Linked DNA regions of Homo sapiens: all the other regions are linked to region 1. Evidence: chromatin loops called from intact Hi-C (ENCODE). Cell type or tissue: prostate gland. All regions are shown on one strand. Region 1 has its middle 25 kb from the start of BMPR1B-DT. Region 2 overlaps HPGDS (hematopoietic prostaglandin D synthase). Region 3 overlaps PDLIM5 (PDZ and LIM domain 5). Region 4 has its middle 46 kb from the start of PDLIM5.

Region 1 (8,000 bases):
CCCTGCAGTCTATACCCTCTGGGCAGAACATTGAAAGAACCCAGTGGCCCTGGCAATTTACTCAACCTCAGAAACCTTATATATGGAAATATATATTTCCATATATATGGAAATAATTATAAATACGCAGAGAGTTTTGGTGAGCACCAAATAAGGTTATATGACTATTAGCATAGTGCTTGCAATGTGAAGTAATTAACAGAATAAGTTATTTTTAAAATTTGCTGTAATTATTCTCATAATAAAGTGAAATTTAGTAATGCTCTATTTGCATATTTATATTTGCATCTCCTACTCAAGTCTAAGCTTCACAAAGTAAGGCATGTGTACTGTTTGGTATTTTATCCTCAATGTTTAGGATAGCATCTGACATTAGTAGGAGTGCAATAGGTATTTGTTTACAATAGAATGAGTGAATGCTTATCTGATGATTAAAAATACATGGGGCCAGTATCAGGTAGTTGAAAGAGAAATGAACTAGAACACAGGAGTCCTAAATTCTAGATCTGGTTCTGCTAGATAACCTTGAACTAATCACCACAACCTCACTGGACCTTAGTTTTGTTTTCTATTAACTGTACTTGTTAATAGACTGAGATTTCTAAAGCCTCTCCCAGCAATAACCTGTTGTCTACATTGGGAAGAGCTGCCTCTGTGGCCTTCAGTGTGCCCAATAGCTATTCTTGAAGTAACACGTGACGGCTTCTTTTGTTCACGTCAGTTAGTAAGCGGGTATTAATTGAATGTTACCACTGTAATAAGGCTGGGAAAACAAAGATTAAAAACTTATAGTTCTGTTGCTTAAAAACAAACAAAAACAGCTGGGCGCGGTGGCTCACGCCTGTAATCCCAGCACTTTGGGAGGCCGAGGTGGGCAGATCACAAGATCAGGATCTGGCCAACATAGTAAAACCCTGTCTCTACTAAAAATACAAAAATTAGCTGGGTGTGGAGGCGGGCACCTGTAATCCCAGCTACTCGGGAGGCTGAGGCAGGAGCATTGCTTGAATCCAGGAGGCGGAGGAGGATGCCGTGAGCCAAGATTGCACCACCACACTCCAGCCTGGGGGACAGAGCGAGACTCCGTCTCAGGAAAAAAAAAAAAAAAAAAAAAAAAACATGAGCAATACCAAAAAACCAGGAATTCAGTAAAACATGATACATCTTTTTTCACCCTATATAATGTTAACAAAATTATATCTATAACCCTATTACTATAAATATTTTTAAAACCCAACATATCCTATTATCTTATCTTTATTAGCATGACACCAAAAACCAGAAGGAATTTATGCTCTAGAAAACTACGGTAAGTTGCTCTTGAACAATACTTTCAAGATTTATTCTCACAGTTGATTCTTTTGACTAGATATTAATTTGTATTTCCAAACTGAATGACATGACTTTCAGTGATGTTATTCATAACCATAACACATATGAAGTTAATTTTTAGGGCTTGACAATTTAAGAAAATAAACATACAAATTTATTCTCTCAACCTTCAGAAAATAAAAAAGTAATAGCATCTGAAGAATTCTCATTCCAGATTCTTATCGTTCATGTGGAATTTCTGCCTGTGTGAACATGGCTGATTGAGATTACTGTATGTGCCTATTTGGAACTGTAAAGCAATATGCTGTTTCCTGTCCATTGTGTTTTATGGATATGGTCAATATGACAGCACTATTGAGGTTCAATTTCCTAGAAAATTTAGTAAGTCATGTTTAAAATTAAAATTAAAACTTACTCAAAGTAGTCTCAGAATAACAGAAGCAGCAGAGAGGAAACAGTAAATCAATTAAAGAAACACTGAGCCCAAGTTGTTACATTATCTTGGTTGAACCAGAAACTTAATCTTTCTGCAGTGGCTGACCTAATTGTACCACTAGATTCCCTTTCTAGTGGCAGAAAACTCTTCCCAGCATCCCATGTGGTAAAATGTATCATGGGGAGCTTCTTTTTCATTACTCTAAGAGTTAAAACTATTTTTAAATTAGCTTCATTGAAGAATAATTTACATATAATAAAATGTACCCATTGAAGTGCATAATGCAATCAGTTTTGACAAATGCACATAGTAGTTTAACCACCACCACAATCTTGCAATAGAACATTTCTAGGAACTACCTTTAAAAAATATCCATTTTCTATTCTTTCGTTTATTTTGTAAATGTTTAGAGCATCTATTTTGCAACAACATAGGCAATATGAATACCAGGCATGAATGAAGCATCTAAACTCTGGTCTCAACTGCTCATACATGTCAAAGCACTTAGAAAGCCCTGCTGGGGGAGGGATGATGGGAACCCTTCCAGAACCAGGGCCAGAAGATCAGTGTAGACTAGATAATTCCAGAAATCCATCCAAGAGGAAACTACAAGGAAATTTGCATTTATCAGGTACCTACTTTGTGGCAAGCACACTACACACGTGAGTTCTTATAACAAAATATTTTATGTAAGGAGAACAAGGCACTGCAAAAAAATAGTTAAAGGCTAAGGCTGTGAAGATGACTTGTGGGCTCCAATCCCCAACTCTGCCACTTACTGGCTTTGAAATCTTGGGCAAAGTATTAAACATCTTTGGTTTTTTGTTGTTTGTTTGTTTTTGCAACATATTCTTGCTCTGTTGCCCAGGCTGGAGTGTAGTGGCGTGATCTCAGCTCACTGTAACCTCCACCTCCTGGGTTCGAACCATTCTTCTGCCTCAGTGTCCCCAGTAGCTGAGACTACAGGTGCACACCATCACACCCGTCTAATGTTTGTATTTTTAGTAGAGATGGGGTTTCACCATGTTGGCCAGGCTGGTCTCAAACTCCTAGCCTCAAGCAATCCACCCGCCTCAGCCTCCCAAACTGCTGGGATTACAGGCCTGAGCCACTATGCCCGGCCTCAAACATCTTTGTGCCCAGTTTCCTCACATGAAACGTAATAATACTTCCCTCATAGGATTAGTACAGGTAAATGAGCTTGTACATGTGAAGCACTGAGGAAGGCACCCAGTATATAGTAAGAACTCCATAAATGGTCATGACCATTGTTAATGAGTTCTTATGCTAGACCAGTGTCTAGCATCTCACAGCTAGCAAGTTTCAGACTGTAATATGAACACATGTGTGTGAGACTCCAAAGCTCATGCTTTTTCCACATCTTGGTTGAATTAGAAAGTGGCAATGATAAGCGGGCAGGAGGGACATGAGTCTGTTCATCTTTCCTTCTTCCTTGAAATCCTGTTCTCTCATCCCCTCCCCCAGTACCTCTAAAATTCCTAACTGTAGTGATGCTGTGGAGCACACCCAGATCACCCTCTTCGGCCCAAGGCACCTATCCTTCCTTTCCCCTCCCCTGTTCTGGGGTTATAATTTAATAATAATTTGACTGTTTATGGCTCACAACTGCATCCCTCTCTGGGAATTATTTTTGGTCAAAGGTAGCTGCCTCACCCAAGGTTATGTCCCATCCTCAGGGACTGCTTATATCTAATCACCATTTTATGTGAGTTTGAGTCTCCAGGCTCTCCTGCTTTAACTCAGGACACCTCTGAAGGGCCATCCCACTTGCAGAGCTCTCTGTGGGATCAGCAGAGGTCTCTGTTGCCACTGATTCCTCTTCCCAATCATGCTTTTCTTACTCCCTTACAAGTGCTGCTCCAGGAGCATGAATCAATAATCCTGCTACATGCAAACCTCCATCTCAGCATCTGTTTCCAGGAAACCCAACCTAGGACTTGGTACTGGAAGTATTCTTAGGAGGCAGCTCTGCAGTGGGGCTTTGGAAGGGGCTCAGCAGACGGAGTATCAAAAGCTCCTGGCAGCTGTAGCAGTTCAATTGTTCATGAGAGGTTAAGGAGTATAGGATACCGGTGGAAAGGAACGCTCTGAAGGATACTATTGTCTCAGGCATTTGAGAAGCATGGAGGAAGTGGTGCTTTTAAGGACCATGGAATTAGATGTCTGTTGCTGGGTATTATTGATGCATTAGAAAAAAGACAATGAAGACAATGGTGATTAATCACCAACTTAAGAAGTGCAAGTTATAGACTGTCCTTGGCTGCGTATAAAGAGGTTCATCTTCTGCAGCTAGAGGGCAGAAAAAGCTAAGCATCAAACATTAGACTTAATTAGAAAGGGGGTGAAGTCCAGAAGTTTGTACTCTCAAATCTGATTTGATTATCACACCTTGATTGGAAAGGACCTGGGACTTAAGAACATCTGGGTCAATGCAATCAAGAACTCTGAAATCTGAGTCTGCTGAACCCTTTGAGCCTGAAGAAGTGGCCCACTCCTCTCTGTTGAAGACTAGTTGAAGGCTGGCCCTTATAATCTTTCTTAAGGATGTTGCAGAAGTCTCTACCTAGCAAGATAAATACACTCTGGCCTGTCACAGTGGCTCACGCCTGTGATACCAACACTTTGAAAGGCCAAGACAGGTGGATCACTTGAATCAGGAGTTCAAGACCAGCCTGACCAACATGGTGAAACCCCATCTCTACTAAAAATACAAAAATTAGCTGGGTGTGGTGGTGTGCGCCTGCAATCCCAACTACTTGGGAGGCTGAGGCAGGATAATTGCTTGAACCTGGGAGGCGGAGGTTGCAGTGAGCTGATATTGCACCATTGCACTTCAGCCTGGGCAACAGAACAAGACTGTCTTCTCAAAAAAAAAAAAAAAAAAGAAAAAAGATAAATACATTCCAGATGATGGGAAATAATCCTTATGAAGGTTGAAGGTTCAGGAGCTTAAAGTTTACAGTGACTTTTTTTTAAGGACATATAAGGCTATCCCCTCAAAAATAAAGGACAAATTATTGCATCTCATATCTGCCACACCTAAGAAAGAAGGACAATGCTTTTAGTCCTTTTAAGATTTTGGAGACAGCTTATCCACTCTGTGTGTCACCATACTCCTTCTTTATACTCTACATCCTGTGATGCCCCATTTAGGATCCTATGGTAACTAGTAATGTATCTTCACATTACATATGTTTAAAAATACACAATAAAGTGTTTTAACCAATATGAAGAAAATAAGGTAATTTGTAAAATTAGTACATATCTTGACATGCAAATACTTTGATTTAACTACACTGAAAGACATAAGTAAGTATTGTAATCAGATTTTTTGAACCTATATCTTTAAGGTTATTGAACCTATATCTTTGAACCTATCAATTGTGATAATTACAATATAGATTGATACATAGTTGAGTTACTCAAATACCAAGGATATTATCAATTATATGGTTTTTCAAAATGGTGATTAGCTCTTGGTAAAGTTTCAAACATTAAAAGTGCAATTATGGCCAGGCGCAGTAGCTCATGCTTGTATTCTCAGTACTTTGGGTGGCCAAGACGGGTAGATAGCTTGAGGTCAGGAGTTCGAGACCAGCCTGGACAACGTGGTGAAACTCCGTCTCTACTAAAAATACAAAAATTAGCTGGGCATGGTGCCAGGCACCTGTAATTCCAGCTGCTTGGGAGGCTGAAGCAGGACAATCACTTGAACCCAGCAGGCAGAGGTTGTAGTAAGCCAAAATCACACCACCGCACTCCAGCCTGGGTGACAGACTGAGACTCCGTCTCAAAAAAAAAAAGAAAGTGCAATTATTTATCAGGTACTTACATTACTGGAAAAAAAATCAATGTATATTGAAACCTTGAAAATAAAATCCTCTGTTTACATATAAAATAGAGTAAGCTTCCACATTCAGTTAATTATAAACAGATTTTTACCTACTGTCCAGCAGGAGATTCAAAAGACGTGCAATGTTAATTAATTCTTAATTGTATGGAAATGTTTTTTCATTGAAGGATACTAAATGCCAATAGTACTTCCAATCATTGTGATAACCAAAAATGCCCCCCTTTGAGGAAGTACCTATCCTGATAAGAACCACAGCTCTAATATGTCTGAATTTCTCCTGTTTCCTTTGCCACTCATTACATGCTAGTTTCTCAAGGTATCAGCTGTCTGTTAGTAACCCCAAATCCATATCTCCAGCATCATTATCTTCTTAAACTTTAGATGTGTATTTTCAATTTTCTGAAGGATATAGAATCTGAAAACCTCACCCATACATCAGACTGAACCTGTCCACCTCATTTTGTTAACTTTTACATAAATCTATTTATATTTCTGTTGTCTTAATCTGTGCCATTCTCATATACTCAATCATGCAAGTTAGCACCCTGGGTATCATCTTTGTTTCCTCCCAACTCTTACTCCCACATCAACGCAATCAGTAAGACCTTCTGATTTTGCCATCATCTCTCCATTCTATAACCATTGCACGTCATACAGAAAACAGTAACCTAACAACCAGAAGAAAATAGCTGGATTGTAAATGTGATCATGTTATCTTCCTGATTTAAACTCTTCAGACAGGACTAATGTCTCTTCTGTGTTCATAAATAACACCTTGCATGTACTTCAATCATTGCCTGTGCCACATTGTATTATAATTACCTGTTTGTATTTCTGCCCCACTAAGCTATAAGCTCCCTGATGTCAGGAATTGTGTTTTATTCAGTTGTACATTCCCAGGGCCTAGCACAACACTGGATGCAGCACAACAGTCAATAAATATTTGCCGAATGAATTAAAGATCCATAAGAAACCACAATACTAATGATTAACTTAATGTGAGTGAAGTAAGGTGTAACTTAATTATAACATACAGATTTGGGTGGCGGGGCACGGTGGTTTATGCCTGTAATCCCAGCACTTTGGGAGGCCGAGGCAGGTCAATCATTTGAGGTCAGGAGTTCGAGACCAGCCTGGCCATCATGGTGAAATCCTTTCTCTACTAAAAATCCAAAAATTAGCCGGGCATGGTGGCAGGCACGAATTGCTTGAACCCAGGAGGCGGAGGTTGCAGTGAGCTGAGATTGTGCCACTGCACACCGCCCTGGGCGACAGAGCAAGAATACATCTCAAAAAAAAAAAAAAAAGAGAGAGATTTGGGTGATGATCTTTACATTATCAATGAAATTATTGACTACCAAACTATCATCCTTTGAAATTATTTCAGGACAAAACAGATATTAAAATAATTTTAATACATTCTTTACCTCACATGAACAATAACAAAAGGGTTGGTCTGATAACTTGATGAACTTATTTTCTCTGTTTTAACAGCTTCTTTAAGCTGTTAAAAAATCTTTTCTAATCAGAAAAGGAAAATGGCTTTCCTGATTGTCCTTTTTCTCATTTATTTAAAAATAGTCATTAAATAGCAACCATGTGCCAACCAATGTGTCAAAAAATGAGAAAGGGTGGGTATGGTATCTAAGATCTGGTCTTTCTTTTGAGGTGTTCAAAGCATGATAGGGGAAAGAGTCATGTAAACAAAATCCCTAAGCACTGTGGCAAGCGTAACAATGAAGTTATGGAAAAAGCATTATGAAGTCACCAAGAAAATTGTGATTAACAGGTCATTGTGGGAAAGATGTTATCTAGGAGCAGGCTTCCTAGATAAAGTCACACTTGAATTTGGTTGTGTTGTTCTGTCAGTCAGGTTAGGTGAGGTTATGCCATGGTAACAAACACCACCAATGCATCCGTTGCTTTAATACATGCGCAAGTTTTACACATCACTCATGTTACACATCCAATTCCAGTTAGCAGGAAACTACTGCTCAGTACAGTCACTAGGAGCCCCTGGTGACAGAGACTTCGTCTCAACAGGTAACTTCATGATAGCTGGAGCAGCGGGAGAGAACTCGGCAACCCTTGCCCTTGAAACTTCTGCCAGGAAATTTCTGCCTGATGAATACAGCACATCTGCTCACCACATATTGGAAAAAGCAAGTCACATGACCACATCTAATTTAAAATGGGATGGGAAAAGAGCGATCTTACCAAATGCCTGAAAGCAGGAGAAACTGACCATTTGTAAATGACCCTAAAGATCACCAGTTATTAAGGATGAACAAGACTGTGTTACATGAAGAAGAGAAGGAATAGCAGGCACAGTGTCACAGAGTGTGTTGTGATGAAACA
Region 2 (8,000 bases), 430 kb after region 1:
AAATAAATATGACTTCCTCTGATTGACCAATTGTAAATGATTTCTCAGGACTTATGATAGTACAGGTTAAGCATTCCTAACCTGAAAGTCTGAAGTCCAAAATGCCCCAAACTCCAAAACGTTTTAAGTACCAAGATAACAGCACAAGTGGAAAATTCCACATGTAAGTACTTAACACAAACTTTAGCAAATGTGCAAAATTATTGAAAATACTGTATAAAATTACCTTTGGCTATGTGTATAAGGTGTAAATGAAACATAAATGAATTTGGTTTTTAGATTTAGGCCCCATCCCCTATATATCTCATTATGTATATGCAAACATTCCAAAATCTGAAAAAGTCTGGAATTCAACACAATTCTGTTCCCAAGCATGTTGGATAAGGGATCTCAACCTGAAATAACAATTTTTCTCTTACATAGTCATCCTTTCTGCTTCCTTTTCACCAAGCTCCCAATATTGTGATGTGAAAATTTTTTGGTTAATTATCCTGTGATTAGTAGGCTATGCAAATAATGCACAGAACTGTGCACTGTAGTATGCTTTTATATTTTCTTTCTCACTTTTCTTCCTTAAAATTAGTAATTGCTTTCTTTTGCTTCTTTTCACTTTTACTGCTGACTTTCCACAGTATCCAATAGCCTGCCAATACGATTTTCCACAAGGTCAACGTAGTGTCAGTTCATCTGTTATTTCCAATATTTCTTGGAGCGCTCTCTAGGAGACTTCCATTCTTTGTGGAGTTCTCCAGGTTTTCTGCACAGCTGTCATCATTGGAATTCCCTTTGCTGTTATTCCAGTGATGCCATTCTATGGAGCTGGAGTCCTGTTCCTGGATGCTGCCTTCTTTCTTTGTTTACTCCATTGTTTATTTGGGGGCACATCCTCTAGTATTCCAAAAGTTAAAATGAAGGCTTGATGACAGCAGATATGATTATGACAGATGGCATGGATATGTCTATCTTGTGAGTCACACTGCTTCGCTCTGGTATGGTTGTCCTAGATACTTGGTCACAGTTGTCATCCTGAGATCTTTATTATTACCCAGGATTTTTTTTTTTTTTTTATGTTTTCCTGGGTTCATTCTCCTGTTTTCTTTCCTTGCTTTTGTGGAACAGTCCTCTAAGAGCTTACTGGTCATAGGAAATAAAAGTTTGGGGCTTTTGGGGCCTTATTTGTTTAAAGATGTTTTTATTTTATTCTCAAACTTGTTTATAGTTTGACTGGGTGTAGAATTCTGATGAAAGTAGTTTTTCATTAGTATTTGAAAGGCTGTTGAGAAGTTTGAATTCAATGTAATTACTGACCTTTTGTATGTGACCTATTTTTTTTCCACTCTGAAAGATTACAAAACACGTGCCCTTAGAGTTCTAAAATTTTGCAATGGTGAGTCTTGGTATGATCTTGTTTTCATCCATTGTGCTGTTTCCTTGGTGATTCCGTTCAATCTGGGACCCATGTCCTTTAGTTCAAGGACATTTCCTTTAATTCTTTCATTAATGATTTCCTCCCCCTTTATTTTCTTTGTTCCATTATAGTAGAATTCCAGTAATTCAGATGTTGGTTGGCTCTTTTCCTATTTCCCGTCTCTTGGCTTTTCTGCATTACTTTTAGAAAGCATTTCTCATCAGTCCTTGAGTTCTAAATTTCTGATATTGTGCTTCTAAATTTATAAAAATTCTTAGGCTGTTTTCCGCTAAGAATGGGGAAGGGACAGCTGTCTAGTAATGTAAAATGAAGAACATCCCATGCTAAAACCGCTTAATAGTTTTCCACCAATCCTCATTTTATCCCCTCCCAAACCTCCTTAACCCCAGTTCTAGACATATCCGGTCATTTCCTGAGCCATTTAAGGATTTTGTGTTGTTGATAGGATTGGTTCTTGGCTTTCCCTTCACAGGTGCCATTCACCCATCTGCTTACTAGCTTCAAATTTTGTTTGCTCTTATCTCCTCTCTTTCCACTTCCTTGTGGGTTCTATCTTTTTAAAAATATTCATTACTGTGGTTTAGAGATGAATGCAAAATGATATATATTTGTCAAATTATTCATCTTTATGCAGAATTCTAAATAGACGTCTTTATTACAGCTTCTAGTGGTTTCCTTTAGGACGCTCATCACAGTCTCTATTTTAAAGAGACTGGCAGGTGGTGTGTGATTACTTGTTTGTTGTTTGTCTCCTCAAGCTGGATGCATCGTGGGGTAGGAATCATGTCTGTATTATTCAACTGATCCCCCACCGCCATCACAGTGCCTTTTACATAGTAGGCATTACACACTTGTTGAATAAGTGATCAGAACCACACTCATCAAATGCACACCATGTGCCTGTGTTACTCTCAGCTCTATGTGTTATCTCAGTCAGCCCTCCTCCCACTTCAAGATAAGTGCTTTTTATTGTCATGCTCACTTTCCAGATGAAGACACTGAGAAACAGAAGTTACAGAGTTGCCCAAAGTCACACAACTGACAGAACTGTGAACTGAGCCCAGACAGCTGAATTTAGATCCCATAGCCTCATCACCTAGGTATACAATTGCTTAAATTAGTAACTAATTTAAGCATTCCTTTAGAATGAAACTGCTGTTATCCTCATCTTCCAAGTAAGAAAACAAGAGTTTCATGTAGTGTAAACAACTTACCCAAAATTGTTCAGCTAGAAGTGGTGCAGAAGGAATTCAAATCGTCACTGACTCAAACCCCAGGTTCTTAACCACTGGGTATAATACCACAGTGCAAGCAGCTGTTCAAAACAGCTGCGCATGAATATTTATGTACATGTTAAAGCTAAAGCCTATAGTCGAAAGCCACAGCACAAATAGCAGGCAGTCTTATCAATTTACTTAAGCACATATTTAAGCACATACTATCTACTTAGTATTTATTGTAAATACTATTTAATTAGCACCTTCTGATTTGAATAGAGATATCCGGACACAAAAGTATTTACATTGACTAACTCCATGATATAAATGTAAGGTGTGTAGGGTCTGCCCACACACACACGTATATATATAGGCCTAGCCAGGAAATAATGAAGCTCAGCTTTGATGATAGAAATACAACTTTTTGACATAAGTACATTTAGGCTCTGGAGTCAAACTGCCAGGTTGAATCCTGATTCCCTTCTTACTAGCTGTCACTTAACTCCCTATTTATAGTTCAAACTCTTTGTAAAGTGGGAATACAACAGGCTCTACTTTGAAGTATGTTGGCAGGATTAAATGTTAGCATATGTGCCTATGGCTAGGTAGGAAGTGTTAAATATTAACTATTATAATTAATAGTGTTATATACTTTGGTGTTAATTGTTTTTACTATTTGTCAGACATGGCATCTGTATTTTACATATCATTATAAATGTAGAAACAGATGCTCTCCAATTTAGAAGTGTCTAAAGATTTTTGTTCCATGTACCAAACACCCCCCTAATGTGCAGTCTATCAATTTATCAGTTTGCTCTTCTCTACTTTTCTATTTTCTACCTTTCTGTGGCTGAGGCTCCATAACAGAGACCACCTCCCAGAGGAAAATATTCTTCGAACATTTATGATAAGAGTAACACTCTACCTTTGTATTAGAATAACAACTCTCTTACATACCACCAATTCCAAAAAAACAATTTCAAAGGACACAGCAATCCAAGTTCATGATTAAATCATACAAAGGCAGAACACGTTGCAGAAACATTGCTGATAGCTATAGACTATCTAATTAACAAGCAGGACTTGGCTAATATATAATGAAAAATGCACTGTTCTGTATTTCATTTCTTAGACTGTTGGTAGTGGGCTACATTGCTGCCATCTTGTGGTCAGGTGAAAATTTCAAAGGCAGAATATTGATGCACTTAAGATGGATAGTGAATATATTCTTGTCATATACACCTTAAAAATCTACCAAATACACACAATTTTACAGTATTTATTACTAAAAATTCCATTTCCAATAAAAAAAGAATTAAAAGCAAAAGATGCCTTTGGATATTGGTCACCATGACAATCCTTGAACTCACCATTAGTGTTACTTTGGTTATTTAATGTATCTGTGTTTCCATTTCCTCATCTAAAGAACAGGATGGGGAAGAAGAATGAGAAGGCCTGAGGACATTCTGATGTCGTGGTTCCAACACAAAATAATTTTGGTAGTGCATATCTGAAAATGCTTTTGAGAAATATACGAACCTCTCTAAAAGTCATTTGTTAAACTTTCATAGCAACAAATTCTCAGGGTGAAAAAACCTCCTCTGAAAAGGGAGGCTAGAAATTTCTGAATCCATCAAGTAAAGGAGTGGCTATCTAGGATGGATCAGGAAATGTGTTTTTTAAAATATATCTGGAAAAAAAAAGAAGTGTAATCAAATCTTATCTTCTTTATGTTATTTTGGTTGATTGTACTTTAAAATGAAACTTAAATACTAATTACACTGTTTATTAATTTACATTTCATTAGACTGAAATAATTCACCAAACTTACAAAGACAATCTGGGCTCAAGGAGAAGTCAGTAGCACAGATATAAGAGTTTTATTTGACTCTGCATATACACAAACATTGGTGCACCTGAAGCTCTGGAAATGCACGTTAGAAGAACAGAATTTGCCAGGAGTGCACACAGGAGTTTTTGGAAAGTTGTCCAACAATCAAATTGGCCATTACTTTTCTGACTGATGCCAACTGAGGTGAGCAGATCTGTGGCAAGCACCACATGGTTATCGACTCACTGCCCTTCAATGGGATTACAAATTCTGTGTAAGCAGCAGAAAGACTCATAACTAATGTTTTCTTTAAAACTATGAACATACTGACCACAGAGCACTTTATAGAACAAGGGAAAGAACATAAAGTCAAAATAATGACAAGCTTTATAAGCTTCGGTTTTTAAATCTGGCAAACATATGTAAGTACATGTTGAGTATCCCTTATCTGAAATTCTTGGGACCAGAAGTATTTCAGAATTGGGGTTTTCTTCAGATTTTGGAATATTTGCATTATACTTACTGGTTGAGCATACCAAATCTCAAGAACCGATATCTGAGATGTTCCCCTGAGCATTTCCTTTGGGCATCATGCGCATGCTCAAAACGTCTTGGATTTTGGAGCATTTTGGATTTTTGGACTAGGGAGGCTCAACCTGTATGTAAGGATGCTTTTGCAAATTGTATTCTAAATATAAGGCATTATGTTGTGGTAGTATATACCATCTAGCTAAGTCATAATCATAACAGCAAGTAAATCAGCAAATTGGTACAGTATCCACTATCTGACTTATCTTAATAAAGGTTGGATTTCATTATAGATCATTTAGACATATTAATAAATGATATATACATTTTATATTTTTGAGTTTGGCTTCTATTTCATAACCAAGACTCAAACAGGCAGAATTCTTATATATAAACAAACATCTCTTATCAAGAAAGAGGCCTTGAGTAAATTATTTGGTCTTCAGAGCTTTAAGTAGAAAAATGATGACAATTAAAAAAATGGATGTTTTATATATATTTTCCTAAGGATGTTAATTTTTAAATAATATTTGTTTATATATCAAGAGGGGATAACTAGATGATGCATTTTGTAGATGATATTCAAGATGGACAAATCTGATAATGAGGCACAATGGTAGTCCAATGAGAAAATACATAAAGGCCCAAGATCATGATTCATTATAAACGCAATAGTGAAACGAAGAACTGCCAAACTAGAAGAGTCTAGCCTTACGAAATAAAATAAATTTCTTTACCTTCAGTTACATTATTTAGCTTTAAAAAAGCTAGGTTAAGAAAGAGGGAAATTTTAGGAATCTAAAAAGACAAGAGAATCATTTCACTTTAGTAAATTTAAGAAAAAATAAGATTTTGTGGGTAAAATATTTAGTCATTATACACAAAGAAACTAAGAACTGGTGACACAAAACTATTTTTTTAATCCATGAGCAATAAAGAGATGACTCACATCTATAGAGAATCAGACCTAAATCTCCATGTCATAAATTTGAATAAAAAATCTAGCTACTTCTCTTTCTTCTTGAATTCATGTGGGAGAATAAAGATGGAGAAATCTACTTCCTCCTCAGATCATGTTACTTTTCTTCTCATTATTCTTAAAGTGATATTTTCTCCTTCTCCTAGGAGCAGATGTTCAATGAGCTGCTCACGTATAATGCGCCTCATCTTATGCAAGACTTGGACACATATTTAGGGGGGAGAGAATGGCTTATTGGTAACTCTGTGAGTATGTTTTATATCTTAAAAAATTCAAGCAAATAAAAGGACAAACCAATAGAAGTATAAAAACTTACTGAAAAAAAGTTACCTATAGGGAGGGGATAGAATTTACAGCAAGAACAAAGGTTAAACTTCTTTAAATAAACCTTTTTAAAAAATAGATTTGACTTTGGAACCATATTTTATATAATTATATATTGGCAGCGAAAACTTAAAAAGCTATCCTAAAAATCAAAGCAAAGTAAATGAACCTAACTATGCAAAAGAGGTGCATAGAGAACACACAGAATACATATGTACTCTACTAGAGAAGAACTATTTCAAGAAGTATCATTTGTAAAACACACTAATCTGATTATACATCTAAGACAGATATCTCTTAGCTTAGAACAACAAAAAATCATATACTATTTTCAGTAATCATATTGTTGGTGGTACTACAAACTATTGGTATTTTTTTTCTGGTATTATTATAATTATATTGTGGGTACAAAAATAAATTGTGTTGATGTCACTGAGAACCAGGATCTTCAATGTGGGAGAACGGAGATAGAGATGTAAGGTGAGTAAGGTCAAGTAAATATCCATTCCTGAACTTGAACTACAGCTAACAGTATAAACTCATATGTATTTTATATCAGGATAAATTATGAAGCATTTTATATCTCGATCAGTTGGAAAAAGTTTGTCTTCATGAAAGTATTCCAGTTAATAGATAAGAAAGAAAGACTGAAATAAACTATCACCACTTTCCAACCCCAGAAAAATTAATTGGCGTAGGCATGGACCATCAATAATCACAAAAAAGTTAGACAACCAGATACTAGGCACACTACCACCTAGTAGTCTTGCCAAAAAATTCAAATCTAAACCTGATTACAAGTTGTGGTAGGTGGAGGTCTCTACCTTCAGGGAGACTGCATTTTGGGAGATAAGACTGCTTTTTTGTAGCATGCTGACACTCTGCTGTCTGCCCTGTTCAGCCCTTCTGGGTGATACAGAACTACATTTGCCACATCTTTATTCTCAACTTTCAACCTCTTCACATACCCCTTCATTTCTTCTGACTCCCCTCATAGCCTTTACTAAAATGCTCCTCTCCCTGCCCTATTGAAAAATTTCTAAGAATTTATTTTTCATTTTCTATTAAGATTCCTTTGTAAATGATGTTCTGATCTCATCTCTGGGCACTCTCTCCCTTCTTCACAGTGCTCCACACTGGTGTGTGTGTCCCTCAGACCTAACTCACATTCCCACTTAAGGGCCTTTACGCATTTCCCTATACCTGGAACGCTTAATCCCCAGATTGCTCACTGCAGGTCTTAATCTTTTTTTATATTTAAGCCTGGGCTTACGTGTCACCTCTTAAAAAGTCCTCTCTGACCATGTCATAGTCCATCACATGACTTCACTTTTTTTTTTTCCTAACCCCTATCATTTTGCATATTTGCTTTTCCCTTCTAAAATAAAAGCTACATGAGAGAAGGGCTTGCATCCTACCTTGCTCTCCAGCACCTAAACCTGGGCATGGCACACAGTAGGTGCTTGATAAATATTTGAATAAATTCTGGATTTATTCTGAATTCTGAGTCTTCCAGCCAGTAGCTTCTCTTGGCTGACAGATGTTTAATAAGTTCCTGAGGCACTAGCAATCAGCTTTATTAAATTCTATACAAAAAGAAAAAAGAGTGGGCCACATTTAAACTTCACTCTTTGATAATCATATGGAGCCAAAGTAACAGCATACAGATTAGTTTCTAACACAAAGATAAAA
Region 3 (8,000 bases), 110 kb after region 1:
CAACTAATATCAATATATGTTTTTATTTTCCTCAGTAGAATGCCTGCCTCCATGGACACGTTTAATAATATCCACTAATTTCTTGTCAACACCAGGGACATGAGAGTAAACAGGGCTCAACTGGGAGTTGTGTGTACACACAATTAAAGAAAGTATGAAGGTAGCATTCTAATATGCTATAAACTGAATACAATCCTCCACGGGTGTTTTAACAGAGGATACATAGGTACTCTATAGGGAGTCAAGTTCCCAGAGAGGGCAATGGTTAAAACCAGCAGCCCAGTTAGGTTAAAGTGTAAATACCCTGCAGTCACCCTGCCCAGGGAATTCTCTCCAAAACACTGCCACTGCCCAGGGCAATATTCATTATCTATCTCCAGATTGGATTACCTGAATAACTTCTTAAATGGTCTCCAGGTCTCCAACCTTAATCTCTACAATGAAGTCATGATGATCTTTTAAACACATTAATGCTATAATAATCTTTTAATAATGCAAGTCTGATTTTGCCACTTCCGGCTTATAAATGTTTTAATAGCTTCCTTTCAGCATCAAGTCCACACTCTTACATTCAAAACCCCCATTAATGCAGCCAACCTTCTCTCTGGGCCACTAGACAGTCTTAAACATACTGAACTACTTGTCTTTCCTACCCGAAGCCAAATTCTCTCAGTTTTTGCATATGTTGCTCCCTCTCCAAATCGGCCTCTTCCTAAAAATGTTCAAGGGTCGTTGACTACATGCTATTTTGTTTTAGGCACAAACATTAAAATATTGTTCCTGCATAAAATAGGACTTCACTATAAACAAATACATATTTTACCTCAAGATTGTATCCTCAGAACTTTAAGTCTTTTTCTTCCCTTTCCACTGATCCACACCTCCATGCCTCTGAACTGGGACTCATAGTTTGATTTGACTCTTCTTTGCACCTTTTTGATGATTTCTATATTATATACTGGTGTTTTGCATCCGAGCTAATTTGTCCACAATGACAAAATGGGCGATCCCACATTCCTAATATTTCCTCTGCATTCCACTGCTTGGTTCCTTATATGCAGTAAATTATCACATTTTTTTTAGATGGGGGTCTAGCTCTGTCACCCAGGTTGGAGTGCAGTGGCACAATCCTGGCTCACTGCAACCTCCGCCTCCCAGGCTCAAGAGATCTTCCCATCTCAGCCTCCCGAGCAGCTGGGACCATAGGCGTGCACCACCATGCCCAGCCAACTTCTTTTTTTTTTTTAATTTGTGGAGATGGGGGTCCCGCTATGTTGCCCAGGCTGGTCTCAAACCCCTGACCTCCAGCAATCCTCCTGCCTTAACTCCCACACTATTGGGATTACAGGTGTGAGCCACAGTGCCTAGCCCTCATACTTTTGAGAAAAAAAAATTCCTATCATGGGGCTTTACAACTGTTATTATTTTTTAATTTCCAAAAATAAATAATGTATTACTAGTTATGGTACTGCTCATGTTCACGATCTTAATTCTGAAGAGAGTTAAATGCTTCAAGAAGAGTGGAGCTCCCTTCTCCTTAGCAACATGCTTATTTTCTAATAGCAGCCTTTGGCAGACAGTGCTCCCACCTTTTCAATGACTGTTGTGGGAATTTCAAGTTTGGCAGGAGGACAGAACAATATCCTGGCAGATGAATTCTGCATCCTTCAGATCGTATGATGTCCTAAATAAGACAACTGACTTCTCTACCCACTCACTTTCTCGGGGACATTTACTGAGGGCCTATAAACTGTGCCAGGCATTGTTTAGATGCTGTAAAACAGATCAGTATGACTTGGTCCCTGTCCTCAAAGGAATCTAAAAACAGTCGTAAAAGACACCTATGTAAACAATTAAAATGAACAGGATGAATGCTATAACAAAGACATTATTGAAATTTTGTAGGAGTATTGAAAAAGAACAGGTAACAAGAGGGCTCAAGAAAGCTTCACAAAGGGGGAACAAGCTGGTCTTAAAAGGTAAAGAGAAGTTTGTCAGGAGTAGAAGGGATGGAAAAGCATTTCAAATAAAAGGAGCAGCTTGTACAAAGCAGAAAAGTGTGTGCCAAGGAATGATATGAACTCATGAACTTCAGTGTGAGTGGACTATAGGGAACAGTGTTATAAAATGAAGCTGGAGAAGAAGGTTGGCCTGAGATTGCAAGGGGACCAAAAATTCTGTTAAGAAGCTAAGCATTTTGACCAGCAGCAGACAGCCCCAAACATTTTCAAGCAGGGACATCACATGAGAACCAGTTTTTGGACAGTAACAATGTAAGTTATTAATGCCATCAAGAAAAGGAATAAAGGCATAGAAAGTTAACCTCTGAGTATCCTCTAAGTATCTGCAGCCTAGTTATATCATTTGATTTCACAAGAATGCTATAGGAGAAGCTTTTAAGGTCTTTATTTTAATAGTTAAAGAAATGGAGGCCGGGCGTGGTGGCTTATGCCTGTAATCCCAGCACTTTGGGAGGCCGGGGTGGGTGGGTCACGAGGTCAGGAGATTGAGACCATCCTGGCCAACATGGTGAAACCCCGTCTCTATTAAAAATACAAAAATTAGCTGGGTGTGGTGGCAGGCACCTGTAGTCCCAGCTACTCAGGAGGCTAAGGCAGGAGAATCACTTGAACCTGGGAGGTGGAGGTTGCAGTGAGCCGAGATTGTGCCACTGTACTCCAGCCTGGGCGACAGAGTGAGGGAGGAAGGGAAGGAAGGAGGGAAAGGTGAGAAGGAGGGAGGGAGGGAGAGAGGGAGGGAAGGAGGGAGGGAGAGAGGGAAAAGGCTCACAAAAATGCTAACCTTCTGAAATTCATACCTGCAAAGGGCAGGCATTTCTATTTTGGGGGGCCACCACCAGTCAGAAAACTGGCTCAATGAACAACGGGTCCAGATCTATCAAAGCATTGCTTATATTCTAATGAATTATTCATTCTCATTTTGTATATGATTAAACTAAAATTAGAAAACTGATGTGTTCCAACACAGAAAGGCTCTTCATGACTTTATGACTGAATTTGTGAAAAACATTTCATTACATTTGTAAGATAGTAATATTTTATACATACATTTGTATCTAATGAACTAAATTTACCTAAGCTGCTATCCATAATTTAAACAGGAACGCATAAACACATGATGAATCCGCTATCACCTTCTAAATCAAAAGACTTTTTCATTTGCATCAGGAAGCTTTTGAAACTATTTATCTAAGACTAAGAGTACATTCTGAGATGATTTTGTTGTTGTTATTGTCTTTAAACTATGGTATACCATTGTGTAGGGCAGAAGAATTTGAGTGGCTGGGAATTTTGTTTTTATTTTTAAATTTTCCAAAATAGTACAAAATAAGTTAACTTTGCCACAACGTAATAACTGAATAAATGCCTGTTTATAGCACCTGGAGCAAGATAAATAAGAACTCAGTAAATATTTTCAAAATTGAGCTAAGAATTATGATGTAATTCAACTGTGACTTCACAACAGGAAAACATTCTTTTTATAATTTTGTTTTATAATGTTATATAATGTATAATGTTTTATATTGTAGTTTTGCTCATATAAAATTCATTTATATTTTCTAGAAAAAGCATAATGTTTTAAACACTAACCATGTGACTCATTATTATAATTGCTAATATTGGCCTACTTTGATTATTCTCACAAATTTCATTAGACTTGGAGAAAGCACTCCATCGCCCTCTTGTGGTAATTTTGCTGTACTATATTCGCCAAGAGTTCAAAAAAATGAACTTTTTCTTTCCACTTAAAAGGCAGAGCAGTACTTTAACCATAAACTTCTGAACTTCCAAAGGCCGTATATAAACTTTCTGTCCTCCACTGTCCATATACTTTGTGCCTTCTCTTCGGTTTCTACCTCAGAAATTTAGTCTTTTCGTTGCTTTTTACAAAACATTCTCCTGTTAGCTTCCAATTACCATACCAATAGCATTTTTCTGAAAATTACTTTCTGTATTCAAATGCACAAAGTAATTACAGAAAATCTTCATCATCATACATAGGCTTTAAATAAATAGAAATAACTCAAAAATGTATGGGGCTGAGCTTAGCATTTTTTCCCCAAAAGAATAGATCATGGTAAGTCAGTTAATAGTCCAGAAATTTCAGAGACTAATAATATTAGACTAAGTGTTTTTTAGTAGTCCAGAAATTTCAGAGACTAATAACATTAGACTAAATGTTTTAAGTTTTTAGAAGTAATGAAAGTCTTTCCTCTAAAATAGTCTAACTCATATGCCATGGCCTGTCCTCTTTCCAACACAATAGAAATACTTCTAGCTTTTTTTTTTTTTTTTTTTTTTTTTTTTGAGACAGAGTCTCACTCTGCCACCCAGGCTGGAGTGTAGTGGCACCATCTTGGCTCACTGCAACCTTCGCCTCCTGGGTTCAAGTGATTCTCCTGCCTCAGCCTCCTGAGTAGCTAGGACTATAGGTGCCCACCACCACGCCTGGCTAACTTTTCTTTTATTTTTAGTAGAGACAGGGTTTTACCCATCAGGTGATCTTGATCTCCAGGATGGTCTCGATCTCCTGACCTCGTGATCCGCCCGCCTCAGCCTCCCAAAGTGCTGGGATTATAGGCGTGAGTCACTGTGCCCAGCCACTTCTAGCTTCTTAGCAAAATTAGTGACATGTTAACACATGCCACTATAAAATAGACTGTATAAATAACGTTTTCTAAAAATAATTTATAAATAATTTATTTAGTATCTAATATATTTAAACACTGTGAAAAATACAAAAACAAAGATGGATTCCTACTTAATTAACTAAAAAATTCACTCTTACAAATCTCAAAAATATTCTTAAAAGAATAATGAGTGACCATTTTTTTTTTGGAGACAAGGTATCTCACTCCTGTTGCCCAGGCTGGAGTGTAGTGGTGCAATCACAGCTCACTGTAGCCTCAACTTCCTGAGCTCAGATGATGCTCCCACCTCAGCCTCCCAAGTATCTGGGACTACAGGCTCATGTGCCACCATGTCTGGCTAATATTTTATATTTTTAGTAGAGATGGGGTTTTGCCATGCTGCCCAGGCTGATCTCAAACTCCTGGGCTCAAGTGATCCTCAGGAGCCACCGCACTCAGCTATGATCAATTCTTAAAGCTATCACATTGTGAAAAGTGGCCCCTTGGGTACTCAATCAGCATTCATCTCAAAACTGATGAAGAACGACTAGAAATTAGAGGGCTAGGTGAAGAAGTACATTCTGTACAGAGTGGTAAGAACTTTCAAAAGCATGGTAGTATGCCATGTCTTGGAAACTGAAGATGGTTTAGTGCAACCAAGCACAGATTATAAATTGGGTGAAGCAGGAGATGAGGCTGAGAAGTTAGTAGGGGCCAAAGTATAAAAGGTCCTAAATGATTTGTTAAGGAAGGGTGGGATAGTCAAGCATCCACAGCAGAGGAGTAAAGCAGCAAATCAGAGTTTGAGAAAGATCACTTGCTGCTGGCCAAGCATGAGAGCTCACACCTGTAATCCCAATGCTTTGGGAAGACAAGGTGGGAGGATCGCTTAAGCTCAGGAGTTCGAGGGCAGCCTGGGCAATATAGTGATATTCCACCTCTACCAGAAAAAAAATAATAATAATAATTCCCAGCTACTAGGGAAGTTGAAGTGGCATGATCACTTGAACCTTGGAGGTTGAGGCTACAGTGAGCTATGATTGTGCTACTGCACTTCAGCCTGGGAGACTGGGCAACAGAGTGAGATCCTGTCTCTCTTTTTTTTTTTGAGATGGAGTCTCGCTCTGTCGCCCAGGCTGGAGTGCAGTGGCGTGATCTTGGCTCACTGCAAGCTCCACCTACCGGGTTCATGCCATTCTCCTGCCTCAGTCTCCCAAGTAGCTGGGACTACAGGCGCCCGCCACCATGCCCGGATAATTTTTTGTGTTTTTAGTAGAGACAGGGTTTCACTGTGTTACCCAGGATGGTCTAGATCTCCTGACCTCGTGATCCGCCGGCCTCGGCCTCCCAAAGTGCTGGGATTACAGGCGTGAGCCACCGTGGAAAAAAAAAAAAGAAAAAAAAGAAAGATCACTTGCTGTAGTATGGAGGTATGGGGGACAGACTGAAGGAGGGGAAAGGAGACAGGGAAATTAGAAGTCATTTGTAATGAAGAGGTCATGAATCAAAGCAATGGCTCTGATGACACAGAGAAGAAATTTGAGAAATAATAAAAAGTAAAACCATTAGATGTTAGTTACTGTGAGAATGTGGGGCGTGGGGTCTAAAAGTCTACATTCTAGCTTTGGTGACTGAGTGGATGTGCAATTCCCAGAGATAGGAAATGGTTATTTTCAGACATACTGGATTTGAGGTGCCACCAGGAGATGGCAAATAGATCACTCAGTTGGAGAGAAAGATCTGTAAATTATCGATAACTAAGTAATGAAAGGAACCTGGATGAGAGATCACCCAGGGAGAGCATAAAGAGTGAGAAGAGATGAAGGCTGAGTCTGAGATTAGCAACATTTAAGTACAGTCCCATTTTCCTGTTAAAAGGGGTACTTTTTTTTACATAATCATAAACTTTGTTCATGTTGGGAGAAATAGGAAATGATTTAGTCTTTCTTCATTTTGCAGATCAGAAAACTGAGGGTGTCAAAGAGGTTATGTGACTTTATTTAAAGCTGTTAATCTGTAGAAGTCAATGAGAACTCAGGTTTCCAAACTGAGGCCAGGCAGTTCCATCCTGCTGCTCAAATGCTCTTTCTAGTACTGTGTCCTTCTTCCCCTATGCTACATAAACTGTAAGAACAAGAATTGGAAGATGCTTTCTTCAGTAATTGTTTGATGGCAATAAATGTTTCTGTGGTTGTTATTTGTACATATCATCAAAACTAAAATGTTATATTTCCAAGGATAACCTTCCAACAATATAGTTGTTATTAAATAAGACCCAAATTTACAATTTAACACATGCTTCCTATTCTGGGAAACAAGGAAATGCCCAATCCTACAATTATGAATAGCAAATGCGACTGTATCAAATACACACAAAGAATGTTTATGAGATGTCTCAGAGAGAAAAATAGCTATAGTTTAATCCTGATAGTCCTTTCTAAATCTTAGGTTATTGAGAATGGGTTTTACCAGTGAATTCTACCATATATCCCAGAACACATTTTCATAATGAAACTCATTACGAAAAGCAAGACGCAAGAGATTTCTCTGGGCTACCTCCTTGGTTTGGCCGTTGCCAGCTTGGTGACTTGATGACGCCAGTGGATCCTACAGGCTTGAAGGCAGCTGCAGCTGTGAGGCTGGTAACCCCTGGTCTGCCAGAGGTTGGGCTGTCCAGGCTCTCGGGCATGCTCCGTGTGGAAGCTACCGAGGAAGCCAACTGCGGAGAAGGCTCCTGAGAGTTACTGTAAAGGAAATAAAGAAACATCTTTGGTGAAGTGGTAGCAACGTAACTCAGCAATAATCCTTTCTTTTCAAAATCCATTAATCAATCAAAATCCATTGATTAATCAATTCTTTAGAAAAGAAAATCTTTGAAGTCATGACTGAGGGATTGCCTCTCTTTAAAACTGAAAAAAAGAAAAAGGAGTCAGATTGCATTTGTTTCATACTTTGAAAATTCTTTCTAAAAGGTCTACCATGAGAAATTAGGCTACTGAAAATTTACACAGTTAATCATTTTAAATGATAAAAGTCTCCCTGACACCTCAGCCCTTACCAGTTACTCTTTTTCTTCTTCTACTTTTTTTTTTTTTTTTTTTTTGTAGACACAGGGGTCTCACTATGCTCCTCAGGCTGGTCTTGAACTCCTGGCCTCAAGCAATCATCCCACTTCAGTTTCCGAAAGCACTGGGATTACAGGTGTGAGCCATCATTCCCAGCCCAGTTACTCCTTCTACTCACATACTCACTCATTCATAAATATTTAAGCACCTACTATATGCCAAACGTTGGTTGTGCTATGCACTGGCCACAAAACAATAAACAAGAAACAACCCTTGCCTAACAG
Region 4 (8,000 bases), 330 kb after region 1:
TCTTTGATAAAATTGAAGTTGTAGACATGTTCTTTTTCTGCAAGCTTTAGCATTGTTTATATGTAAGGAGTGGAGAGCAACAACAACAAAAAGAAGTGTAACCTTATCTTTTTCAAATAAAATGGGCTATGGGGGTGTTTTTGAAAGGTTATAAAATATTATTCTCTACCTCTACACAGGAATGTATTCACATCATATACATCAGAAATGGCAAATTAAGGTTCATGGCAAGCGCCAATTGATTTTCACTGATTAATTGCTAGTAGCTGCCTGAAGCATCATACTGAGGAAAGTTCAGAGGTTTAGTTCAGTTTCAGGTAGAAAAAATGCCATCCTTTCAACATTTTCAAGAATTAAAAAAAAATGAATTTAGAGGAGTTATGGTCATGCTTGGCAGGAAGAAATAGTCTAGTCAGCACAGAGATACATGTGTCACCCACTAAAGAGTATTATTATTTTGGATAAATAGACTAATTTAAAAAAATTAAAGGTCTCTAAGATGTTTGGAAAGGCTGTTATATTAGTCACTGACAACTTAGTAGTAATTAATTAAATAATCTAACTTCTCACTGAGATCAGTTGAGCTGTGGGAATGGCATGGGGCATGATTATGGGAGAAGAAAAGGAGTGACAGGTTGTGGGCAGGAGACAGCAGAAGGAAAATGTAAAATTCTTTTGAGAGACTTTAGCTCCATAGATTGCCAATGTCTTATCTAGGTCACTGATGAAAATGTCAGACAGAACCAAGCCTTGATTTGACACCTGCTAAACATTATTTATGTCCTAAAGCTGACATCAAACTATCTGCAACCATTCTATTTATAAGTTTCCTGAGCACCCTTCTGCGTTTCCAGATCTAAAGTGCAGTAGCGCTCTCAGCACTTAGCTGATAAATTTGCCTGAAAATACAGTGCTCCGAATTAGCATAGGAATCTTCTTTCTGTGACTCTGTGTACTTTCATCTATAATTTAGGGGGTGGTGGAAATTGTATGAGACAGAGCTTGAAGAGACTTGTAGTTTAGCTGTAGCTTACCCTAGTTAATTGTGTAATTTTGTGCAAATCACTTAATCTCTCCAGACCTCAGAAAATGAAGGTTAACCCAGATCAGCACTTCCCAACTCTGGCCTCCAAATTCCAGAGAGTTCTACTCACTGACGAGGGCCCACAGATGCATACGTAAACCAGACTTGCCAGTGTGAAAGACTGTGGAGTTAGCATGTTCAAAAGAGGACCTTGTACCTAAATAGATGGGAAGCACTGGTGTAGGTTCCAGACAAGCTTCTATATTTCTCTGTCAGCCTTTGACTCATAGAACCCCTTTCTGTATTTAACAAGAATGTGTATATTTAACAAGGATAAGAACAATCACTTCTGTTTTGTAGAAAAGTAGCAACACATAGAAAAGTATAATTAATTAATTTTCCCTATCTTACATGATGGCTTCTTAATTGACATAGGAATTGAATGCTGTCTTTTGAGTAAGTTTATTTTCTTCAGTTTAGTACTGTATAGGATCCTATTATATTTAATATCTTACCTTGATAACAGTTAAACTAGCATGAATGTTTAATTAAATTAAATACATAACCATTTTATTTTATTTAATTAAAATGTTGTCCTTCAGTTGATCACTTCCAATGAGAAGCAGGGGCAGAATGTATGTACAGTAAGTGACTTTGGTACAAGATAGAATTTGACTTTTCCCAGAATTAAGTGGTGGAGTTTCACTGTCAGCTAACATGAGCTATGGAATCTTGGCTCTCTTCAGAGCTACATGACTCCAGATACTCTTTTAATATGCCAGGAGATATTTAATCTATGATGTCAAAACTCACAGGAAATTCAAGCTAAAGAATGCATGTTACGTACTCATTAGGACACCAGAGAAATTTTTTCAGGTCATACTGACACACTGTATGTGGAACTGACGTCTTTGAGAGATCAAACTTTCATGGATATTTTAAAAATGTGAACCCTGGTAAATCTTCACAAGAAGATCATATGTAAGCAGCTACACACAAACTTAGATTAGGTTTGTTAACTGATGAATGCCAGAAACTGTGGTCTTTCTTAATTGTATGCAGAAAGATACACATTTTCCATTTCTGAGAGTTTGTGATGTATTAAAAAAAGTCAAATGAGAAAATAGGATGTTTCCATCTTAAAACTGGATGTCTGGTGGGATAATACACAAATTCAACAATTCCCTCTTTGCACACCCCAGACCTTGTGGGGTACGTAAGGGGTAGACCATGAGTTTACATCAGGGGTTCATGAACCTGCTTAGGCAATGAGCCTTAACTGTTAACTGCTAAATATTATATTTTGTATATTTGTACTTCTATCTATCTTTTAAATGTACGCTGTTGTGGTTAATACAATACTAATTCATTAAAAGGTGTTACTGAAATTATAGTATCTTTTTTATACTATCTTTTTGATGTTATAGATATATTAACCTCCAATTTTAAGAGCTCAAGAATTATCACATAGATGTCTGTGAAATTTTGCTTGTAAAGGGTCCTCATTTTGAAAGGTTGGGAACCACTCTCTTAATGGATTCGGGGAAAGTGACAGGCTGCTGGAAAGCTATTTTCGGCAAAAGGGCTCTCTTGTCGCAGCTGCCTGTGTGCTAAGATAAAGGGCAAAGTGTGACTTGAGAAGAAGCAATCTTAACTAGCGTTTGCCAGGCCACAGACTAAATTTTACTTGTGTGCATAGTACTTGGTGTGAGAAATGACATCTCTCCCAAATCTCAGGTGTCAGCTTGTTTCAAAGTTATTTGGCCAAAATAGCAATAAAAATACAATAGGTTCTAAATATTCTATTCAAGCTCACACTCCTAGGCATTATATTATACCTCCGAGTCACTGGGATTTCAAGGTTAGTGAAACAACATAACAGATATTTGCTGTGGGAGGAAGAAAATAATCAAGTATTAGCTGGAAGAAATACTGAACAACTTTAGGTGTAGGAAGTTTCGCATAAGAGAATCTAGTTATGGCAAGCGAGGAGGCTACCGCCCTCTAGTGGTGTCCTTTCTACTTCTCAGGTACTTTAGCATATCCCGGAGAAGTTGCCTCTTTTACTTATTTTTTTTTTTCAAGTTTACCATCTATTGCCAATCCCATCTTCACATCACAAAAGTCTTTCATTTACCTTGTTAAAAGGCACATATTCTCATTGTATTTTTATGTATTGGTGGGTTGTGTTCGTTGCTATAAAAAATTTTTACATTTAACAAAATGTAAAAGGTACTAAGATAGTTCTAGTTCTTACTCCCGAAGAAGCCTGCAATATAGGTGATGATAAGTACAAAGATAAAATTTATGGTACATCTTTTCCCATCAAGGTCAAAGAGTAATTATATATATATACATATATATATGTGTGTGTGTGTGTGTGTGTGTGTGTATATATATATATATATATTTTTTTTTTTTCTGGGACAGAGTCTTACTCTGTCACCCAGGCTGGAGTGCAATGGCATGATCTTGGGTCTCTGCAGCCTCGACCTCCCTGGGGTGAAGTGATCCTCCCACCTCAGCCTCCCGAGTAGGCAGGGCTACAGACACGTGCCACCACACCTGGCTGATTTGTAAAATTTTTGTAGAGATGGGGTCTCGCTATGTTGTCCAGGCTGGTCTTGAACTGTAGGCCTCAAGCAATCCTGCCACCTTGGCCTCCCAAAGTGCTGCAATTATACGCATGAGCTGCTGTGCCTGGCCAGTAATTGTATCTTATTTACTAGAAAAATAATCATTTGATCTTACATGCTTGACTCACTGGTCATTGGGATGATTTTCAGTATTTTCAGCTGCAATTTTTAAAAAAGAAAATCATAATGGGAGAGGAGTTACGGTGTTAAATAAAACTAGTGTAGGTGTGTGTGATGGGGGAGGATGGCAAAGGGAGAGGAGAAGATTCCTGTCTGAGCCGTGTCTCTTATTTACACCTGTTCTTAAACTGTCATATTTATTTGTTGCCTTGCTTGTAAGAAGATGAAAGGTGGTTAAGCTGTCACTGACAGGTTTATTTTCCATGTATTAAAATGACATGACTTGATTAATTGTCGGTGTAACGACCTAATTATTAATGAACCTGCTGTCATGTACATGAGTGTCCAGAAAAATGTCTGGATTCCCAGTCGATTTATATCTTACGACTTCAAATTCTTTGATCTCTAAGGGTGAAGTGTCTGCTAGGAACAGGAATAGAGGTTTTAGAATTGTTTCTATAACCAAGATCAGTAAATTCTCATCGTGTAAGTGAAAGAGCATCATTTGTACTAAATACCACATTCATTTGTGCATCCACATATGATAGGGCTGCGTAATGGCAGCAAGAGAATCCTAAAACAAGTCACTCTAAAAGATTTCAGAATATCCCTAAACATTTAAAAAATTTTGCCCATGTCTAGAGTGAGTCTTTAAAAAAAAAATATATATATATATACATATATATACTTAATTTTAAAATATTTTTAGAGCCTGGTCTGTGAAAAATATTTGAAGGTAAACTGACTTAGAATATGGTCTGACTTTGACCTCATAAAGTTTCTGAGGAAGTTAGTTGATTTTATAGGATAAATATGAACTGATTGTGTGATATTACAGGGAAAAAAATCCAATGTAGACATTGCCTGCATTAATATAAGTATGGTATTTAGATCAGTGCTGTACTCTACCCTGGTCAGACACATGTGAAATACTCTTCTCTATTATGGGCATCAGAGTTTAATGATATCGACAAACTACATAGTATTCAGCAGCAGGAAATGTGGGAAGCCATATGAAGAATACTTAAACTGGGGAAATTACTTCTAAAATACGAAAGATGTAGTGCTGTTTTAGCTCTTTTCAAATATATGAAAGACTGTGCTGTAAAGGGAAAGGGGATGTGGGAGGAAAGAGGTATTGAGTCTAAATCTATCGTTTTAAAGTTTCATTATTTTCTATGTGTAATTTGTCTTGAATTTGTTCCTTTCCATTCCTCTCATGTAATATGTTTCATGTATTTGTCCCAGTCCCCCTATTTTCAATGTTTGTACTTTAATTTGGATTATTGTATTAAATGTATATCTGGTTTTTACTGCTCATCCCTGCCCTCATCCAGCTTTAATTCTGATACTAAATGATTCATCCTAAAATATTCTTGATATCATGAAAGTATAATTTGAATTTACGTCTGACGTTAAAATGTCCTCATTCATAATTTATGCTGATTTTACTTATTTAGTCTTATTTTCTAGAATTCCCGGTGGGCTATCTACTATACTTAAGTTTGTTCCTTCACTATCCCACACCTGTCATGTTCTTTGTCATCTGTGCCTTTTCTCAGGTTGTATCCCTTAACTACTCACTTCTAAACCTCTGTCCAGAGATTCCTCTTAATGCATCAAATTCCTGTCTATTCTTGGAGAGCCATTACATGCCATTCTTTCCTTTAGGCCCTTCGTAAACTATTATAGCCATAATAATTTTGTCTCATAATTCCTATAGCCTATTTTGATTATACCATAATTTTTAATACTTGATTTTTTAGTAAGATGTGGCTACAAAATAATACCTATTCCATGACATTGCTCATCGATCTCATTCTAGTCAAATGTTATACTTTTAGAGTATTTTGTTGCACTAATGGCCACGATTTGTCCAAGCCTCCTTGTATCCATGACCTTGGATAGATCCTCCTATAATGACTCTGGACCCAGCCATTTGACGTAATTTGGCCAAAGAGACAATAATCAAATGTGATACCAAAAAACCTGAAAAGTGTTATGCACTGGGGCTTGCCTTGTCTTGCTTCTTGTGAGAACCCTAAGACACTTAAATGAAAAAGTTGATGAAAACATGTAGCCCAGCCATCTCTGTCTCCCAGTTCAGGGCCAATACTAACCAAGAGCCAGCACCAATTGCAAGACACATGAGTGTGGCTGTCCTAAGAACCACTAACCCCCAGCCAACCCAACCAGCAGATGCAGCTGAATGTCTGAGCCCAGGAAAGACCAGCAGAAGAACTGGCCAACTGACATTGCCAGCTGGCATTGCTAACTCACAGAATTGCTAGCCAGAAATATAAATGTTGTTTTTTTCTGTCTAGCAATTTAAAACTGAGGACAGTTTAAGAGTGGCTTATTTTGCTGCAAAATATAACTAATGTAAGGGTTATTTATTAGCCAGTTTTTACTGGGGTATTAGATTTGCTTCAGCTTCTATACTGTGTGTAATTTTAGGACAAGAACCATGACATCTTTTCTAAAATTTCAAGATTTTAGACAGTGCTAGGTTCATAACTGATATTTGATAAATAATAATTTTAATATTGTTTTCTTGGTACCATGAGGATGAGATTAACAATCTTTACACACAATATCACCTGAATTTTCTTTTCTTTTCTTTCTTTCTTTTTTTTTTTTTTTGAGACAGGGTCTCACTCTATTGCCCAGGCTGGAGTGCAGTGGCATGATCTCAGCTCACTGTAACCTCCGCCTCCCGGGCTCAAGCGATTCTGCCACCTCAGCCTCCTGAGTAGCTGGGACCACAGGCACACACTACAACACCTGGCTAGTTATTTTTATTTTTATCTGTAGAGATGGGGTTTCACTATGTTGCCCAGGCTGGTCTTAAACTCCTGAGCCTAAGTTATCTGCCCACTCCCAAAGTGCTGGGATTATAGGTGTGAGCCACTATGCCTGGCCATCACCTGCATTTTCTAATTTTAGGTAAGATAAATCTTTTTGAAGAGGTCAAAGGACATGAACAGATACTTTTCAAAAGAAAACATATAATGTGGCCAACAAGCATATGAAAAAAAGCTCAATATCACTGATCATTAGGGAATTGCAAATCAAAACCACAATGAAATACCATCTCACACCAGTCAGGATGGCTATTACTAAAAAGTCATAACAAAATAACAGATGCTGGCAAAGTTGCAGAGAAAAGGAGATGCTTATACACTATTGGCGAAAGTGTAGATTAGTTCAACCATTGTAGGAAGCAGCGTGGCAATTCCTCAAAGAGCTAAAAACAGAACTGCTGTTCAACCCAGCAATCTCATTACTGGGTATGTACCCAAAGGATATTAATTGTTCCACCAAAAAGATGCATGCACGGGTATGTTCATTGCAGCACTATTCACAATAGAAAAGACATGGTATCAACCTAAATGCCCATCAATGGCAGATTTGCTCATGAAAACGTGGTACATATACAGCACGGAATACTATGCAGCCATAAAAAAGAACAAGATCATGTCCTTTGTAGGAACATGGATGGAGCTGGAGGACATTATCTTTAGCAAACTAATGCAGGAACAGAAAACTAAATACCGCATGTTCTCACTTATAAGTGGTAGCTAAAAGTTGGGAACACATGGACACAAAGAGGGAAACAACAGATACTGAGGCCTACTTAAGGATGGAGGGTGGGAGGAGGGAGAGGAGCAGAAAAAATAATTATTGGGTACTCGACTTAGTACGTGATGAAATAATCTGTACAATAAACCCCCATGACATGAGTTTGACTATCTAACAAACATCTACATGTACCTCTGAACATAAAATATAAGTTTTAAAAAAGAAAAGCCAAAAACAACAAAAAAAGATAATTTATTTTTCTTTAAAAAGATATGGAATTCATGATATGCATATACTGGATTGGACCTCCAATTTTTAAGAAGTTTCCGTAAAGAACAATACTGAGGCAATTGGCAAGATCTGAATGTGGGATGCATATTAGATAATAGTAATTCATCAATGTCAAATTTCTTGAATTTTGTAATTATACCATGATGCCGTAAAAGAAAGATTCAACAAGATACCATACTAAATTTACTACTAAGTGCACATATATGTACATATACATACATATATATGGAGAGGGGAAAGAGAAAGAACAGTTACAATGAAATGCTAAGAATTTGGTGAATCTTAAGTAAAAGGTAAAAGATGAGTTGTACCATTCTTGTACCTTTTCAGCACATTTGGAATTTTTA

The links. A loop is a pair of places that touch in the nucleus more often than their neighbours do. Peaks named below come from ENCODE experiments on the same cell type or tissue, not always from the same donor. Only the 100,000 strongest peaks of a DNase experiment are listed, where the experiment ranks them.
Region 2: a loop joins it to region 1, with 6 times the contacts of the local background. A loop is called at or near these places in 11 of 110 quality-filtered maps.
Region 3: a loop joins it to region 1, with 5 times the contacts of the local background. A loop is called at or near these places in 21 of 110 quality-filtered maps.
Region 4: it touches region 1 in a loop (3-fold over the local background); 6 of 110 quality-filtered maps call a loop at or near these places.

What each region holds. Positions count from the first base shown.
Region 1 is chr4:94,728,059-94,736,058 of GRCh38, reverse strand. No RefSeq gene overlaps it. Among named protein-coding and RNA genes, the nearest start is that of BMPR1B-DT, 25 kb to the left of the region's middle. In prostate gland, a CTCF peak has its summit at 4,073; no DNase peak of the experiment used is centred here; H3K27ac peaks cover 425 bases.
Region 2 is chr4:94,300,375-94,308,374 of GRCh38, reverse strand. It overlaps HPGDS (hematopoietic prostaglandin D synthase), which reads left to right. Exons shown (of 6, transcript NM_014485.3): 5 at 6,131-6,229. Among named protein-coding and RNA genes, the nearest start is that of HPGDS, 38 kb to the left of the region's middle. In prostate gland, a CTCF peak has its summit at 3,819 (motif pointing left); a DNase peak (open chromatin) is centred at 3,802.
Region 3 is chr4:94,617,399-94,625,398 of GRCh38, reverse strand. It overlaps PDLIM5 (PDZ and LIM domain 5), which reads right to left. Exons shown (of 13, transcript NM_006457.5): 8 at 7,208-7,395. Among named protein-coding and RNA genes, the nearest start is that of BMPR1B-DT, 140 kb to the left of the region's middle. In prostate gland, a CTCF peak has its summit at 3,721 (motif pointing left); DNase peaks (open chromatin) are centred at 1,688 and 3,718; H3K27ac peaks cover 6,802 bases.
Region 4 is chr4:94,401,896-94,409,895 of GRCh38, reverse strand. No RefSeq gene overlaps it. Among named protein-coding and RNA genes, the nearest start is that of PDLIM5, 46 kb to the left of the region's middle. In prostate gland, a CTCF peak has its summit at 3,016 (motif pointing left); a DNase peak (open chromatin) is centred at 3,015.